Linked DNA regions of Homo sapiens: all the other regions are linked to region 1. Evidence: chromatin contacts called from ENCODE Hi-C data. All regions are on one chromosome and are shown on one strand. Each heading gives the region's core, a stretch centred on a gene start or an enhancer-like site at or near the end of the contact. The rest is flanking DNA. Distances are from core to core; before and after follow the strand shown.

The links. Hi-C counts contacts between places; a loop is a spot of excess contacts on that map. Pooled maps may share reads with other maps.
Region 2: a loop to region 1 is called in a pooled map, with 5 times the contacts of the local background. The contact joins the enhancer-like site here to the promoter of MSANTD4 in region 1. A Hi-C loop is called at or near these places in 3 of 50 pooled maps.
Region 3: a map of B cell shows a loop between it and region 1 (14-fold over the local background). The contact joins the promoter of CUL5 here to the promoter of MSANTD4 in region 1. A Hi-C loop is called at or near these places in 2 of 168 maps with a recorded cell type or tissue (B cell and naive thymus-derived CD4-positive, alpha-beta T cell) and 11 of 50 pooled maps.

What each region holds. Positions count from the first base shown.
Region 1 is chr11:106,020,819-106,023,555 of GRCh38, reverse strand. It overlaps MSANTD4 (Myb/SANT DNA binding domain containing 4 with coiled-coils), which reads left to right and starts at 1,316. Exons shown (of 3, transcript NM_032424.3): 1 at 1,316-2,594. RefSeq lists enhancers at 775-844, 1,675-1,794 and a silencer at 1,235-1,344.
Region 2 is chr11:104,875,151-104,877,850 of GRCh38, reverse strand. LOC107984380 (a long non-coding RNA gene) reads right to left here. Exons shown (of 3, transcript XR_007062985.1): 3 at 2,283-2,576. Among named protein-coding and RNA genes, the nearest start is that of CASP4, 92 kb to the left of the region's middle. RefSeq lists a silencer at 526-615. Within about 2 kb of position 1,375, at least 3 of the 41 ENCODE cell types and tissues checked have a DNase peak (open chromatin) inside an H3K27ac peak, as active enhancers do.
Region 3 is chr11:108,007,360-108,010,269 of GRCh38, reverse strand. CUL5 (cullin 5) reads right to left here and starts at 1,372. Exons shown (of 19, transcript NM_003478.6): 1 at 898-1,372. The coding sequence starts at 921. RefSeq lists enhancers at 858-1,047, 1,148-1,247.

The DNA of each region.
Region 1 (2,737 bases), core at 67-2,566:
AGCAAATAAACATATGGATACCAAATATTCCATTGGACAGATTAAAAATTATTTGCTTTTTATCTGAACTTCAAATTTAACTGAGCGTCCTGTTTTTATCTGGCAAACCTACAGGGAAGGGAATACTTGGAAGTGGAGGGAGGGTGAATGGAGATAATTTTGGAAGCCTTCCTTTAGAAAGGAATTTCTAAAAATGAATGCTAGGCATAGCGGAGAAGCAGGGAGGAAACACAGCAATGCAAACTGACTTCCCAGTAGCCACTGTAGAGTTCAGGAACTGAAAGAAGCAAAGGGAATGGGGTAAGGAAGAAGAAATGTGGGTATAATGTCGAGAGATGAAGGTTGAGGGAAAAGTAGGTGCCTTATTTTTCAGGTTCGATAAGGAGTTTGTACTGTATCACCAGTGGTGAGATTCCACTAAAAAACTTTAAGCAGCTCATTTTGGCTACAACGTGAAGAATGAACTACAGTCCGGCAGACAGGATGTTGGGAGACCAGCTAGGAGGCTACTGATGGAATTCAGGTGAGTCCACAGAGGCCTGGACAGAGGCAGCGGGAAGAAAGGTGCACTAATCACAAACACCTGAACGTGAGACGGCAGAAAATAAGCAACTGCAAACTTGAATATAGAGGAGGACTGGGAGAGAAGAAAGCAGAAGCACATATTTGGGGAAACAGTGAAGAATGGTAAAAAAAAAAAAAAAAAAAAAAAAAAATTCAAATGTCTTCTGGGAAGTATATAGTATGATAAGGACTAAGAAGTGACTCCTAGATTTAGCCATAAGGAAGTCACCAGCGACCTTTGGCACGGGCAGCCTTAGAGGAATGGCTGAGGCCAATTAGGTCGCAGCTGGTCGAGGAGAAGGTGATGCTGGCCTAAGAACCCGACTGGAGCAGCACAAGTTTCCTACTTCTTCTTTGCCCTTTTAACAGGTGAGGGTCAAGGACAAGAGACGAGTTTGGAGATGCAGCGGCCAGTGCCCCAATCAGTTGGAACAGCGCAGCAAGCGGATCTCTAGGGGCCAATCCCTTCCTAGAGTCCACTTGACTGACAGAGCTGCGCGCCACAGACGGGGCACAGACAGGGAGGTGAATCACGAGGGGGCGGAATTCCAGGGCACTAACCCGGAACCGGTTTGGGACTTGATTCCCATTGTGAGGCCAGGCCTAGGGCGGGCTCTCAGCCAGAATGGCTACACCATTCTAACCAATGGATGAGACTCATCAAATGAGCGGCAGCCATATGAGCCATTGGGGTGGCGGGAGATGGGCGGGCCCAGTTAGTGGGCGGGGGATCAATGAAGCATCTTTTTTCCTACCCCCCTTGGGGCGACCGTGGGGAGGTGCCGCCGGGGTCGCAGGTGAGCGGTTCTATGCTGGAGGAGGCGGCCAGGGAAGCGGCGGCTCCGTGACCAGTGGGTGCCCTCGCAGTGGGTAGGGTCCCGGAGGGGTCAGCGGCAATTGGCGCAACGCTTGCTGCCGGGTTTGGTCCAAGGGCTGCGACGTAGCGGGACTGCACGCTCGGGAGAAGTGCCACGCGCGTCTGTCGCCTGACCGGGGAGGCTGGGGAGGGCCCAGGCCACGGAAACAAGACTGCAGAAGTTTCTGGGCACTCAGTCGGGACTCTCATTTAATACCCAGAGAGAGGAGATCTTCCAGGTTGCCCCGACTCCCACCGGGACTCCTACCAGCAGCAACCTCATCATTGTGGCCGAGGCAGGTGCGCGCCCCTGCTCCCCTGGGTGGCCTTCCGGGAGCCCAGTCTAACTCGATTCTTCCCAGGGGCTCTTTTTGGACGGTCCCAAAGGAGGCAGCGGGAGGGAGGTGAAAGATACTTTGATAACCGTCGACCCATAAGTATACTTGTTATGCACCTACCACGAGTTTTAGAGAAGAACATACTTTTTGGCAGGGAAGTGAATCCCCTATAAGAATATAGGGGAGGGGAAAGCCACACTTTAAAGAGAATTTGGGTAGGGTTTGATATTGTAGATTTGTGATGCTTTTCTTCTTGAACTGCTTAACTAATTTACCCTCAAATTTTTTTGATCCGGAACTTGCCGTCTGGTTTTTCTCAGACTTCTTAATTCTGACTTATCATGAAGTATCTAGGAACTTCATTCTCAAGTTTTAGTGCTTGTAAAAAGTTGCCTGGTTATATTATGCCATTGGCAGTACATCATCTTCACAAGGATTACGTAAGTGAACTACATCTCATTCCTGTTTCCAACTAGTGAAGAACGATTGTGAAATGGGATTTTAGAAAATGGCTGTTCTCTGTGATTGGGCATAGAAGGTTTGTAAGTTTTAGAGACTGCAGCTGTTGAATCCTTTCTGCTAAGAGAGCGATGACAGGCAATAGAAAAGGGATAGTGTTTGACATCTAAAATGACATATTTTCACATTTTATGAGGTGTTATATCCCCAGCACCAAAAATAGTGCCTTTCACACAGTAGGAGCTCAGTAAGTATTTTTTGAGGAAATTATTGGGGAATGAATGGATGGTAGAAAACCCAAGCTTCTGTTACTTGGATACCGGCATATAAAGGAGAGGACAGGAAGACAAACATTTCTGGAAATGGCTTTTATCCAGGTAAGCATATCTACAGAACTTCAACAACTCAAGATGCATCAATGCTGGCACTTTCTTGCACTTAATCAGAAAATATCAAGGTTTTAGAAGAAGATTTTCACACAATTAAGCCAAGACTGGGTATCTAAGGTGCATCCCAATAT
Region 2 (2,700 bases), core at 126-2,625, 1.1 Mb after region 1:
TCATTTTTCAAGTCAGGTCAAAGTCTAATTGATGGGATAAATTTATATTCCTTAATGAGACTAAACTATGTGTGCTTTAGAGAAAATGTAATATACTTAGAACTGGTGTGTCTGCCCTTAAGTAATTTAGGAAGAAATTCATCTTTTATGTTTACTGTTGGAGAGAATAGGGAATATTCCCCAACCCAAAGGAATAGATTCCCCAGGTTTCATCAGTGTGAGCATAGTCTGGGCAGAAGAAGAAAGTCTAAGGCACCAGACTTTGAATAATTCAAGAAGGAAAAGAGAAATGACTTTTATGATAGTTTAAGTTTCTAAAGAAAGGCAAGTAGAAGTGTTTTTGTTATTGAAAGTGGACCTCTGGAAGAAGACATGGATTTTGAAGACAAACTGAAAATTAAAATTAATTGAAACATACTAGATTCTTAAACTAGTGCATATATGAGCACGCACATACACTCCCACCCCACCCCCCCCACACACACACACTGAGGCATGAGAATAGGAAGTCACACTTTTTTCCTTCCTCTCTGTCTTATTTTCGTTTTACTTTCATAGCCCTTGATTCTCAGAACTGCTTAATCTTTTTCTGAAGTTCAGTGTATTTTTGGTCTGAAACGGCAATTCTCAGCAAAATGACACTCCTATTTTCTGATTATTTCAGAACTAGAAAAGCAAAGTGTTGGCCTTCTGAGATTTAAGAAAAAATCATATTGTTTATTTCTAGTCTCATGCACTCAACCAATCACTCACCTCCACATTTCTGACACTAGATGTATGGGAGTCTTGCCCCACACACCAAATAATTCTCCGGCAGACACTAGCTGGGTTTCCTATAATTCAATTTAATTCTGACACTATCTAGATAGATAATGGGATCTGGATAGTGTCTGATATGGTTTGGCTGTGTTCCCATGCAAATCTCATCTTGAATTGTAGTTCCCATAATTTCCATATGTCCTGCGAGAAACCTGATGGGAGGTAATTGAATCATGGGGGCTATTTTACCCATGCTATTCTTGTGATAGTAAGTTCTCATGAGATCTGATGGTTTATAAGGGGCTTCTCCCTTCACTTGGTTCTCATTCTCTCTCCTGCTGCCATGTGAAAAAACACATGTTTGCTTCCCTGTCTGCCAGGATTGTAAGTTGTCTGAGGTCTCCCCAGAGATGCTAAACTGTGAGTCAATTAAACCTCTTTCCTTTATAAATTACCCAGTCTTGGGTATGTCTTTATTAGCAACATGAGAATGGACTAATATGGTGTCAGATCCCACAAGTTAAAGGCTTATTACCATAAAAATTTCCCCCACTTCAAAGGCCAATTGCAAGTAGTAGGTTATCAACAATACTTCCTCTTAACCAGCTATAAATCATGTTTTGCATTAGTGGCTCACAGAAGTCAGAGAAACAGTTTACTTAGAATTACTGGCTTATTAATCATGGATATAACCAAGGATACAGATGAACAGCCAGAGGAAGAGGTACATAGGGTGAGGTCTGGAAGGATAGCTTCTGTCCCTATGGAGTTGAGGTGCACCATCCTCCCAGCACTCAGATGTGTTCACCAACTCAGAAGCTCCTGAACCCCATAGTTCAAAGATTTTTAGGGAGGCTTCATCATGTAGCCATGACTGATTATAAACTCCATTTGCAGCCCTTCTCTTCTCTTTGAGGAATGGGGGGTGGGGATGAGAGCTCCAAGCATATAACCACGGTTTAGTCTTTCTGGTGACCAGCCCCATCCTAAAACCCACCAAGTCACCTCATTACAACCAAAGATACTTCTATTACCCAGGAAATTCAAAAGGATTTAGGACCTCTGTGCCAAGACCCTACATCAAAGACCAAATATTAGAACAAACAATTAACCTACCACCTTTATCTACAATGTTACTAGGAGCTTTGTCTCAGGAATCAGGGCAGAGACTAAACATTAGAACAAAAGATTCTTTTAGCACCTCTATTGCTCAGAAAATTGCAATAGTTTTAGGAGTTCTGTGCTAGGGACTGGGGTTAGAGACCAATATGTGTATTTCTTATTACTTCACTGATCTTCCCTGTCTGAAGAAAAGTACAGAAAAGAAGATGTTCCCTGAGCATGAGAAAACAGGAGACCAATTTTCCTAATTTTTATTCATTGGGCAGCAAGTGATATCTTCACAGGATAACAAGTGACAGAAAGGAGAGAGTCTGCTAAAGTAATATTAGATATCCCCATCTCTTTTGCATCCTCGCCAACCCTACTCCTGCCTCTGATTCATTCTCGAAACAATAGCCTGAGTGGTCTTACAAAATCTTAAAACAAAAAATCCTTAACAAACCTTTCCGACGCTGCTAACTTCGTTTTATATAATTTGTTTTCTCTGAACCACATGCAGACAAGCAGTTTCTCACCTAAGGGCCTCAGGGCCTCCAGGCATTCACATGTTGTTTTTTTCTGCTTGTAATACAGTAATTTTCCTTTCATTGTCCATTGGGCTAACTCATATGCCTTCTTCAGCCATCATCTTAAGAGGCACTTCCTCAGAGAGGACTTCTCTGATCCTCAGTCTAAACTGGATATCCTGTTATTTACTGGCATAAAAATGAGATTTTAAAAAATCCTTCAATGTACTTGTCACAAATTGTAATTATATATTTACCAATTTTTTTGTTTAATGTCTATCCTTTCCTAAAACTATAAGCATTTATTAGGGTA
Region 3 (2,910 bases), core at 123-2,622, 2.0 Mb before region 1:
AAAGTGACTGCGGTTTTTGCCATTAATATTATGTTCCCTGAGCTATTCACTACCCCCATTTCTGTCCGTACTTTTAAGGCAAATGATTAACTACTACAGACACATACACAGAACAGACTAGTTCTAAGTCTTCCTCATTCTTCTCCAAACTTTTTAACTGGTGGAGAATCTGCCCCTGTGGGCCTAGATCTCCCTTGCTATATAAAACTAACTTTAAATACTGTCTTTGACAAGGTAACTTTCCTGCGCCCTAAAACGATGGTATCGCTTCATCAGTTGTCATCTGGTTGTGTCCTGTAACTGGGTGGGGGTTAGAAAGCAGTTTCCTAAGGAAAAAGATGAACTCAAGAATGGGAGAATTAGGAGGGAAGGTGTAACACGCAGAAAAGGGAGGAAGGGGGGTGGAGTGGGAGGCACTGCTGGTCTGACTCGGAATTTCGTGCAGACAGAACGAGAACAGAAATGGAAGAAGTGGGGGGTCGAGTCACTGAAACCTGTTAGGCAGCATTTTCTTGGTTTTTCCTTTGATGCGTCTTAGACATTGCTTTACAAGAAACTGAGACCTAACAGTACTAACGGCCCAGCTGGTCAGGACACCGCACGACCATTCATCTCCCGCTCCCGGCCAGAGCTGGTCCCTTGAAAGCATCGCTCCTCGCCAGCGCTCAGCCAGGCTTTTCTCCCAGCGGCCAGTCGGCGGGAGCGACCACCAGAGCCTGTCGACCCCAAGGCCACAGACCCGCGTTCCGGTACTCGCCGGCTGCCACCGCGGCTTCCCTGCCAGTGGACAACCCCTGAACACTCCCACACTTCGCAGCTGAACCTGAGCCGTGCCTTTCCCAAAGAGCCGAACCCGGCGGCCACACAGTAAAACCCAAGCTGGAGTGAGGGTCTTACCTTTAACAGATTAGACGTCGCCATGTTCTTTAACTTGGACTCTCGCGAGACGACGCGAGAATTCGTGGCGCTCCCGGCCAGGCCTTGACCGGAGGCCGGAGCTCCCACCAGGGCCCAGGGCCCGTCGGCCCGCACCAGGGTGTGGTGGGCGCTGGAGCAGCGCGCCGACAGCGCTGACCTCGTCCCAAGCACCAGGAGCTTCCTCACTCTTCTCCCCTACATGGTCACCGGAGCTTCCCCACGCGAAAGACCTCATGCACGCGCTCAGGAAGACCGGAACGGCGAATGCTGAGAAGGTAACGGGAGCCGACCTGACTTGGAAGAGGAAGCATCGACTCCACGAGCCTCCCCGACTCCTTCGGATTAGCCTTTGTGGTTGCACCCGCCGCGGCCACCTGCAACGAATTTAGCTCGGCTTAGGCCCCGCAGCTCAGGTTCCGCGGCCACGTCACGTGACGCGAGGGCGGGGACGCGCTCGGGAGCGAGCGTGGGAGCCTGGAAGCCTCGGTGGGTCCCGAGGCTGCAGCGAGGCCGGGACCGTGCCCTCTGCTGGCGGGACCTGGCGTTTTCCGGCACCCCGCCCCAAATCCCGGACTCGGTGTTAAGGGAGGTGCATTGTCCTGAAATGCTTACAACAGCTGTCTTCAATAACTCGTGCATAGAATGCGCCCAGTAAATATGTGTTGACTGCACAAGCGTGATGACTCTTAATATTTCTATTCAGGAATGCTTGGCACTTAGATAAAATATTGTTCAGTGCTTTGGGAGGCCGAAGGGGGAGGATCACTTGAGGCCAGTTCAACACCCTCGTCATTACAAAAAAGTTTGAAAAAAAAAAAAAAAGATTGTTTAGAGAATGAATATTAATCTTCGATTTTCTGAAGGCACATTATCCTAGAAGATCCTAAACCATAAGCCTCCGGGTTTTACCCCTTCAGACCACACACCACTGGCCAATGAGATAATATAATTTACATGTGGAACCTGCAGGATACCTGGTATTGTATTTTGCAGGTTTACAAACAGCCTTCATACGGCCATAATGCGTAGAAATAAGTAAGAGCTCTGGACTAAGAGAAGAGGGATGGGCCTACTTAAAGAATCCAATCAAGTAGTTAATACTTGTTTGAGCACTTGTATATACTAGGCACAGGAAATACAGGATTAAATAAAAGAGAAGACCCCTGCTCGTTTGGAGTTTATGGCCTAATAAGGTAGCCAAATGTTAAGGATGGCTACACAAGTCAAATATTACTTAGTGGGAGTTGTGATAAATATTGCAAAGAGGCCGGGCGCAGTGGCTCACGCCTATAATCCCTATAGGGCCCCGTGGCTCACGCCTATAATCGGCACTTTGGGAGGCCGAGACACCTGCGGTCAGGAGTCCGCGACCAGCCTGGCCAACATGGTGAACCCCTGTCTCTACTAAAAATACACAAATTAGCCGGGCATGGTGGCGGGCACCTGTAATCCCAGCTACTCGGGAGGCTGAAGCAGGAGAATCGCTTGAACCCTGAAGGTGGAGATTGCAGTGAGCCGAGATCGCGCTATTGCACTCCAGCCTGGACGACAGAGCGAGACTCTTGTCTCAAAAAAAAAACAAAAAAAACAAAAAAAAACTACAAACAAAAAAATACAGTGTGCACTTGAGAGCGTAGGAAGGGAAAGGAAACTAGTATCCTAATCTCCATCTACCCAAGCCACCCTTTGCTTATGCTTAACTGAACCTTAAGACAACTTTTGAGAGCTTGATTTCAGCGTCCTACTGTCAACCGAAGCATTCCAATTTTCCTAACTCACTTGTTCTGGAAACACCACTGCTACAACTCTGACTTCAATAAGTTCTCCATTCCATTGACCCCACCTGTTATCTGCCATCTCCTGTTTTCACTCTTTCTCATCCAATTTAGAATCGGCCCACTGTTATAAAAATGTTTAAATATTTAAAATGCTTAAATATTTATTTCTTAAAAATAGCGCAGGCACATAATACAAAATTCAGAAGGTGCTAAA